Regions from separate parts of the Homo sapiens genome. Here region 1 is linked to region 2. Evidence: chromatin contacts called from ENCODE Hi-C or POLR2A ChIA-PET data. All regions are on one chromosome and are shown on one strand. The core of a region is the stretch at or near the end of the contact, and the rest is flanking DNA. Distances in the headings are between cores, read along the strand shown.

The links. Hi-C counts contacts between places; a loop is a spot of excess contacts on that map. ChIA-PET counts read pairs that join two places held with the same protein, here RNA polymerase II (POLR2A). Pooled maps may share reads with other maps.
Region 1: a loop to region 2 is called in a map of PC-9, with 4 times the contacts of the local background. The contact joins two enhancer-like sites. A Hi-C loop is called at or near these places in 2 of 168 maps with a recorded cell type or tissue (PC-9 and endothelial cell of hepatic sinusoid) and 2 of 50 pooled maps. POLR2A ChIA-PET finds 5 or more read pairs at or near these places in 2 of 52 experiments (AG04450 and activated CD4-positive, alpha-beta T cell).

Annotation. Positions count from the first base shown.
Region 1 is chr4:76,866,511-76,871,061 of GRCh38, reverse strand. No RefSeq gene overlaps it. Among named protein-coding and RNA genes, the nearest start is that of SOWAHB, 29 kb to the left of the region's middle. Within about 2 kb of position 2,686, at least 2 of the 41 ENCODE cell types and tissues checked have a DNase peak (open chromatin) inside an H3K27ac peak, as active enhancers do.
Region 2 is chr4:76,750,883-76,755,816 of GRCh38, reverse strand. SHROOM3 (shroom family member 3) reads right to left here. Exons shown (of 11, transcript NM_020859.4): 7 at 625-1,506. The region is part of intron 1 of SHROOM3-AS1 (SHROOM3 antisense RNA 1); the gene reads left to right. Among named protein-coding and RNA genes, the nearest start is that of SHROOM3-AS1, 49 kb to the left of the region's middle. RefSeq lists a silencer at 1,607-1,901. Within about 2 kb of position 1,781, at least 10 of the 41 ENCODE cell types and tissues checked have a DNase peak (open chromatin) inside an H3K27ac peak, as active enhancers do.

The sequences.
Region 1 (4,551 bases), core at 1,437-3,936, 110 kb before region 2:
TCTCATCATTCAGCTTCCACTTATGTGAAAACATGTGGTGTTTGGTTTTTTGTTCCTGCATTAGTTTGCTAAGGATCATGGCTTCCAGCTCCATCCATGTCCCCACAAAGGACATGATCTCATTCCTTTTTTATGGTTACATGGTATTCCATGGTGTATATGTACCACATTTTCTTTATCTGGTCTATTGTTGATGGGAATTGAGGATGATTCCATGTCTTTGCTATTGTGAATAGTGCTGCATTGAACATATGTATTCATATATCTTTATAATAGAATGATTTGTATTCTTTGGGTATATACCCAGTAATAGGATTGCTGGGTCAAATGGTATTTCTGCCTCTAGGTCTTTGAGGAATCACCACACTGTCTTCTACAATGGCCGAACTAATTTACCCTCACACCAACAGTGTAAAAGCATTACTTTTTCTCCACAACCTCACCAGCATCTGTTGTTTTTTGATTTTTTAATAATAGGCATTCTCACTTGTGTGAGATGGTATCTCATTGTGGTTTTGACTTGCAATTTGTCTAATGATCAATGATGTTGAACTTGTTTTCATATTTTGTTGGCCAAATGTATGACTTCTTTTGAGAGGTGTCTGTTCATGTCCTTTGCCTGCTTTTTAATGAGGTTGTTTGTTTTTTTCTTGTAAATTTGTTGAAGTTCTTTGTAGATTCTGAATATTAGGCCTCTGTTGGATGGATAGATTGCAAACATTTTCTCTCATTCTATAGGTTGTCCGTTCACTCTGATAATAGCTTCTTTTGCTGTGCAGAAGCTTTTTAGTTTAATTTGATATGGTTTGGCTGTGTCCCCACCCAAATCTCACCTTTAATTCTAATATTCCCCACGTGTCAAGGGCGGATCCAGGTGGAGATAATTGAATCATGGGGGTGGTTTCCCCCATACTCTTCTTGCAGTAGTGAATAACTCTCACGAGATCTGGTGGTTTTATAAATGGGAGTTCCCCTGCACAAGCTTTCTAGCCTGCTGCCATGAAAGCATGTCTTGCTTCCCCTTCACCTTCCATCACGATTGTGAGGCCTTCCCCAGCCATGTGGAACTGTGAGTCAATTAAACCTCTTTCCTTTATAATTACCCAGTCTTGGGTATGTCTTTATTAATGGCACGAGAACAGACTTCTTGGAGGCTTTGTTCATATTTTCTTATTCTTTTTTCTTTGTCTTTGTTGGATTGGGTTAATTCAAAGACCGTGTCTTCAAGCTCTGAATTTGTTTCTTCTACTTATTCAATTATATTGCTGAGACTTTCCAGAGTATTTTGCATTCCTAAAAGTGTGTCCAAAGTTTCCTGAATTTTTTTTGTTGATTTTTCTTTAAGCTATTGAATATTTCTTGATAATCCTTGACTATTTCTCCCCTCACTTCTTGTATCATGTTTTGGATTTCCTTGCACTGAGCTTTGCCTTTCTTTGGTTCCTCCCTGATTAGCTTAATAACTAACCTCCTGAATTCCTTTTTTTTTCTTTGAGACGGAGTCTCGCTTTGTCACCCAGGCTGGAGTGCAGTGGCATGATCTCAGCTCACTGCAAGCTCTGCCTCTCAGGTTCACACCATTCTTGTGTCTCAGCCTCCCGAGTAGTACAGCCGCCTGCCACTATGCCCAGCTAATTTTTTGTATTTTTCAGTAAAGATGGGGTTTCACTGTGTTAGCCAGGATGGTCTTGATCTCCTGACCTTGTGATCCACCCGCCTCGGCCTCCCAGAGTGCTGGGTTTTTTTGTTTGTTTTCTTTTCTTTTTCTTTCTTTCTTTTTTTTTTTTTTTGAGAAGGAGTCTCGCTCTGTCACCCAGGCTGGAGAGCAGTGGGGCGATCTTAGCTCATGGCAACCTCTGCCTCCCAGGTTCAAGCAATTCTCCTGCATCAGCCTCCTGAGTAGCTGAGATTACAGGTGTGCACCACTACATTGGGCTAATTTTTGTATTTTTAGTAGAGACAGGGTTTCGCCATGTTGGCCAGGCTGGTAACCTCCTGAATTATTTTTCAGGTAAATCAGGGATTTCTTCTTGGTTTGGATTCATTGCTGGTGAACTAGTGTGATTTGTGGGCGTCGGGGGAGGGCGCTGAAGAGCCTTGTTTTGTCATATTACCAGGGTTGGTTTCCTGGTTCCTTCTCATTTGGGTAGGCTCTGTCAGAGGGAAGGTCTAGGGCTGAAGGTTGTTGTTCAGATTCTTTTGTCCCATGGGGTGTTTCCTTGATGCAGTACTGTCTCCCTTTTCCTATGGATGTGACTTCCTGTGAGCCAAACTGCAGTGACTGTTGTCTCTCTTCTAGGTCTAGCCACCCAGCGAGTCTACGCGGCTCCAGGCTGGTACTGGGGGTTGTCTGCACAGAGTCCTGTGATGTGAACTGTCTATGGGTCTCACAGCCATAGATACCAGTGCCTGTTCCAGTGGAGGTGGTGGAGGCAATGGACTCAGTGAGGGTTCTTAACTTTGGTGGTTTAATGCTCTCTTTTCGTGCTGGTTGGCCTCCTGCCAGGAGGTGGCACTTTCCAGAGAGCATCAGCTGTGGTACTATAGTGAGGAACTGGTAGTGGGCGGGGCCCTAGAACTCCTAAGATTATATGCCCTTTGTCTTCCCCTACCAGGGTGGATAGGGAAGGACCATCAGGTGGGGGCGGGGCTAGGCATGTTCTGAGCTCAGACTCTCCTTGGGTGGGTCTTGCTGTGGCTGCTGTGGGGGATGGGGGTGAGATTGTCAACTCACTGGAGTTGTGTACCTGGGAGGATTATGGCTGCCTCTGCTGAGTCATGCAGGTTGTCAGGGAAGTGGGGGAAAGCCGGCAGTCACAGGCCTCACCCACCTCCCATGCAACCCGAAGGGCTGGTCTCACTCCCACCGCGTCCCCCTACCCCTCAAGAGCCCCCAGACCGTTTCCAGGTGGAGAGCAATATGGGCTTGAAAACGTGCCCCAGGCTATCCACCTCCCAGCTGCGAAAGAAAAGGGCTTAGTTCCTCCCCTGCCTGTGGAGTCTGCGCACCAGATTTGCATCCTACCCCGAGTTCAGGCTAGGAGGCTTCTCACCCCGTTCAAATTGTTACAAAGTTCAGCTATAGATTTGCTTCTCCCCGTGTAGTTTTACTCTATGCTTCTCTCCCGTAACCTGCGAGCTCCCAGGGCCTTTCTGCTGCTTCCTCTACCCCTGTATTTCACTCGGGTCTCCAAATTGACTTAGCTCCAGGTAAAGTCGGAAACTTCTGCAAACAGACCTTCACCTTCTCCAGTGGAGGTGTGTGTTCGGGAGAGGAGGGTCTCCCTTTCCCGCTTCCGCAATTAGGGCACTCACAGTTTTTTTGTTTTGTTTTGTTTTGGCGGGGGGTGCGGGGGTGGTCTCCTGGGTTCTGCAGGAGCAGTCCACTTCTGTCAGAGGGTCTGTGGTTTCTCTCAGTATTGCTGGTTTGTTCTTGCAGTTGATCTGGAGCTAAAATTCACAATGCAAGCTGCTGCCCACTGCTCTGTCCAGAGCTGCAATCTAGTCCTGCCTTCTGTCTGCTATGATCTCTCCAAAACCTCTTCTTTTATTTTATAATTTTTAGAGACAGTCTCGCTCTGTCACCCAGGCTTTAGTGCAGTGGCACGACCATAGCTCATTGCAGCTTCTAACTCCCGGGCTTATGTTGATTCTTTCTCATCTTTGTGGGCTTTTCTACCTATGGTCTTTGAGGTTGCTGACCTGAGTGGGATTTTTATGGGGTATTTTTGTTGCTGTTGTTGTTGTTGTCTTCTGTTTTTCTTTTAATAGACCACTCTACCAAAGGGCTGCTGTGGTTTGCTGGGGGTCCACTCCAGACACTAGTTGCTTTGGGTTTTCCCATACCTGGAGGTATCACCAGTGAAGGCTGGAAAACATCAAAAATGACAGCCAGCTTTTTCCTCAGGAAGCTCCATCCTGGGGGTTACTGACCTGTTGCCAGCCTGAATACACCTGTAGGAGGTGGCTGGAGACCCCTGTTGGGAAGTCTCGCCCAGTCAGGAGGAACGGGTTCAGGGACCCACTTAAAAACGTAGTCTGGATGCTTTTTGGTAGAGCAGGTGTGCTGCACTGGCGGGGACCCTTCCTCATCTGGATTGTCTGTGGTCTCCAAAACTGGAAGGCTGGAATGGCTGAGTCTACCGAACCACAGAGATGGCGGCTGCCCCTTCCTCCGGGAACCCGAATCTGTCTCAGGCAGATTTCAGCCTGTTGCTATTGGCTGGCTAGAATTCCAAGCCAGTGAGTCTTAACTTGTGAGATGTCATGGAAGTGAGGCCTGCAGAATGATGCTGCTTGGCTTCCTGGATCAGCCCCCTTCCTAGGGATATGTACGGATGGATTTCCCACCTTGCCAGCGATCCTGGGGCCAGAGTATGTAAAACTCCCGTGTCTGTGTGTATGCCTAAGTGGCTGCTCTGCGGAGGCTCCAGAGACTCTGAGCTCTGTGTATTGAACCCAAGACCAATACACAGCATGGGCTCATGAGGGGATCTCCTGACCTACAGGTTGCAAAGATCTGTGGGAGAAGTGTGGTTTCCCGGGCAGGGT
Region 2 (4,934 bases), core at 532-3,031:
TAAACATTACTGACCTTGAGCCCTACTCTTTATTCCTCCCTATGGACATGGAGTGATTTTGGAAAGAGAAGCTGAGCATTCACATCCCAGTCTCTCTTCTCTTTTGAGACTGAGGCTGCCTCAAGGCTGTATATATTAATATCTATGTGTATTTGTGTGTCTAACATGACCTTTGATGAGGTAGGTAAAGCTGTTTAACTTGGGGGTTCAGTATCAAGAGACCCACTTACAATCTGAAGCCATATTCTTTAATGTTAGCTCTGTCAGTAATAAAAGTGATGTTTTTGTCTTCTATATGCCCTCCTCTTTTGTCTTATTTCCTAACTGATTCAGAACTCATCCAGGGAGGAGGGATTTACTTGGACCGCCTAAGCCTATCCTGTCCCCAGAAGTGAAATGTGCCCCTTGGGTCCCAGCTTTCATTTCTGCCACCCTGACTCCTCAGTACCCAATGACACTGGTCCAACTACCTCCTGAGGCAAACAGATCAACAGTGTCCTGAGCTGAGCTGTATAGAAACATCTCCATGCCAGGGTTCTTCTGTGGCCAGCAGAAGGACCTGGGCCACCTGGGGCATGACACTCTCCTGTTAGTGGGGGAAAGCTGCCCAGTCTGCTCACTCACCTGGGGCGTGGCCCCTCGGGATCCTCACTGTCCAGCTGCGCCTCACATACAGTGTGGGGAGGAGGTGGAGGGAAGTCATCCATGCTATACACCGGGGTTTCCTGACTCGGTGGAGGAGGTGGGGGTGGGGGAAGAGGTTCAAATGTGGGGCTGGACGTGGCCTTGGGGTGCGGATCCCTCACAAACACTTCGTCTTCATAATCCTCATGAGGTGGCGGGGAGTCCCGCAGGACAGACTCAGATATTCGGAGGGAGATCCTCCCTGGAGTGCTCGGGGCCCCAAGAGGTGTGTCTGGGTCAGAAGTGCTGCATAAACTTGGAAGACTCTGCTGTTTTTGATAGTGCTTCAGGTTTGCAAAATCAGGGGCTGAGGATTCCTCAGGAAGGCTGTCCTCTCTGGCTGCGTGGGCCCACTTTGCTCGAGAAGGAGGTGGCCACTGAGGCAGCGAGACCCTCTTCCTCGTTCCCTCTTCTACCCCATGCTCTGGGCCATCGCCCTCACAGCCTCTTGGACCGGGAGGCTGGGTCAGGGTGTGACCATTGCTTCTGTGCATCATGGCAGGGGTGTAGGGCGGGAGAGGCTGTCGCCCTGTCTGACCGTCCTGTGAGCAGTAGCCAGAGGGAATGGCTGAAGGCAGAGGGGTGCCAATTGGGGTCAGGGGTGCAGCCCTGGTGTCTGTGACCAGCCCTTGCGTTCCTGCCAGTGGTGGCCTGGGGCAGGGTGTCCTACTGGCTTGCCTCTGATGGTCCAGGGTTCCAGGACATTCACTAGGAACGGAGGAATCACCAATGGCTTTGCAGCCTGAACCACCCCAACGAGGGGTGAGATGGTGGAAGAGCGGCAGCATCTCTTCTTGGCCTCTTTCTGAACAACTGAGTGACCTGGAACGGCACACAGACAGGAGGGTTACAGCTCTGAAGAAAGGGGCAAACATGCAGCCCAATGCTCCTTACATAGATGAGAAAAGCATTTAAGAGGAAGGAGGACCTCTTTTCCTTCCCCCAGAAACTGCACACTGTCTTCCCTGGCTGCTCACAGGAAGACCCAAGTTAAACCAGTACTAGGCAGGCATAAATTCCTACAGGAAAATGTCACATGGAATGACTGGGTTCACAAGGCATTTTCTTTTATTAACCCTCTCACCGCCCCCACATCCTGTACACACCATGCAACATAAGGCAGCTTTTGAGGACAGGCTTCAGGCTATAAAAACAAACAGTACATTTCTTCAGCCCCTTTTAGGACTACTTCAGGAAATAGCTCCCAGCTCTGGGGAAAAATAATGCTGCCTTCTTCTCTCCCAGTGCGATCCCCACGGGGGAGGTCTGTTTTGAAAGCATTTGCATGGGCTGCTGAATTTGAAGGTTTTATTTACAACTTTTGCTTACTCTCCTAGTGTTTTCATTTCATCTGATGAAAAATAAAAAGGAGGGGGAGAGTCTCACCTAAGGAGCTAATAAGCAGTTACCTCTGGAGAAAGAGGCTGGCAATAATAAGCAAATATAGTACATGGTGATTTAAACAACTGTACGCTAGACTCCGAGGAAAAACCCAACAATTCGCAAAACTTTTGTTATTGTGTTCTAAAGGAGAAAAATCCACAAAACAAAACAGAAAAAAGAGTCTGTGGCACTACCTGCTATGCAAGAGTTAATGTGAGGATAAAAAGCTCTCCAGCAAACCCACCGTGATTTGTACATTCCCTGTCTGCAGTTCCCTGACTGGCTATGTGAGTGGATCTGGAGTGCAGATGGCACATTTCATCTCACAGATCTGACTCCTCTGAGGGAGTGGTGACTCAGTCCCACATCAGAGCAATAACACAGGGCTTGCCACAAGATCATCCAAGTGCCAGGCAAACAGAATGCAGCATGTGGTGGAAGAAGATGGCAAAGAACCAAATTAGCTCTTCTCATGCCTTTATTTTTCCTTTATTATACATAGATGCAGATGATGGAATAAAGGGCCCACCTCTCTCTCTGATGCAACCCCTCCCTTCCCATGACCAGTCCCTTTCATTCAGACATGGTTTCTTTACCAGGAACCTCTCCATAGAGAAGTGTAGCCACTCTGCACTTCCTGGTGGCTTCCCGCTGGGGATGCTCTTCACTTCTGTCTCATCCATCCTGGCATCCCCAGTACCTGCCACCAAGTACCCCCTCAGCAAATGTCTGTTGAACAGTGACGTCTCCTTTGCCCAGCTGCTCTCCAGACTGTAGCATACAAACTGTTTTTAAACCCAGCATCCTTTAACAGGATGTGGAGTCAGTTGAAATCTGATGTTTTAACGACTAATTCAGATGCCTTTATTTTATTTATTATATCTTGAGGCTTTTCTAAAGGGGAAGACATCACTAAAACATACAATAATATAGCACTTATCCTTTAAAGATCCAGCCCAATAGACTTTTATATGATGTTTTTAGTTTGTGTGACCTTAGTTTACACAAACTATACTAAAGTGGCATTTTCTTTTTGAAGATAATATCAGTGGTAAATGCTTAGCTTGGTTGAGAATGCTTCTCCGTGGTGATTATTTTGTGTTTTTAGGAATGAAGTTTGGGATAAAAAAAGACTTTGTTCAAGTCCCTTTTATAATAGAGTGTGAGAGGGTCACCCAGAGTCTGCTGATATGTATCCAGGAATCCTACTATTCAAGAATGGATTTTGAGAGCAATTAGTCTCACCTTTGTTTTGTTTTGCTTTAAAAAAAAAAAGAAAAAGCATTTTTAAAAAATTGTGGTTAGAAAAAACAACATAAAATTTCATCTTAACCATTTTTAAGTTCAGTAGTGTTAATATGTTCACACTGTTGTGAAACAGATCTCCAGAACTTTCACAACTTGCAAACCTAAAACTATGTACCCACTAAATAATAACTCCCCATTTCCCCCTCCTACTAACCCCTGGAAATCACTATTTTGTGTTTTGTGTGAATTTGACTACTTTAAGTACTTCATACAAGTGAAATTATACAGTATGTCTTTTTGTGACTGGCTTATATTTCACTTCACGTAATGTCATGTTGAAGCATGTGGCAGAATTTCCTTTTTAAGGCTGAGTAATATTCCATTGTATGGCTATACCACATTTTGTTTATCCAATCATCTGTCATGAGTAGACATTTGGGTTGTTTCCACCTCTTGGCTATTGTGAATAGTAAATACAGCTGCTATGAACATGGGTGTGAACATGGGTCTTGGAGACCCTGCTTTCAATTTTTTTGGACACATACTCTGAAGTGGCATTGCCAGATCATATGGTAGTTCTATTTTTAATGTTCTGAGATCTCCATGCTGTTTTTCATACGGCTGCACCATTTTACATTCCCACTAACAGTGTGCAAGGTTTCTAATTTCCCCATATCCTCACCAACACTGGTTGTTTTTCGTTTTTTTAATTGCAGCCATTCTAATGTGTGTGAGGTAAACATCTCATTGTGGTTTTGAGTTCTCTGATGATTAGTGGTGTTGAGCATCTTTTCAATGCTTGTTGGCCATGTGTCTGCCATCTTTGGATAAATGTCTAAGTCTTTTGCCCATTTTTATATAGACAAGTAAATTTTTATGTTTGAAATTAACAAGTGAATGTCTGAATTTAGTTGGATTGGTATCCTCTAGTGTTTTTCTTTAAAATGGAGATAAAAAGAGTGGAGAATGTTTGAAAACAGGAAAGAAGTATATAATAATGACAACTATTGTCTCTTTGTGACCCATGAAGGCATCAAACTCTCATAAAACTTGAACAGTGCAAAATCTCTACTTTTCTATAAATTAGAACATTTTATGTTTTTTAAAAAGCACTAATGTAAAGTCTGAATTTCATGTATTCAGGGAGAATTATGTCAGCATGGAGGAAAACTGACTGATCCTAATAGGCATTCATGGAGAACAGAGGGCACATTCCTCCAAATTCCACCTTCCAAATTATTTTGACATTTCAATATTGTCCAGTTGATGTGACTCTTGTCTTCGTACTATGATTAACAGAGTGACTATGATAAAAGACCATGCAAGCCTTTAGAAAAAAAAGAGTGTTATACTTTTTTGTGTCTTCTTGGTTGTGATGGTCAGAAAAATATACTGCAAGCAGAATTTTTAGTACTCAAAATTCATAGCACAGGATCTGTGATCAAGTCCCTCCCATGTTTTCCTGTCGGCTGCACTTTCCATGCCTATGCTTTTCCCCAGGACAGCTGAGAATTACATGTCCTGAAATTATCAATATCCTTTTCAGCAAGCACTAGGCATGCAGCTGCACCTATGCTAATGTCAATTGCTGAAGAACAGGACAAGCATTTCAGTTATTC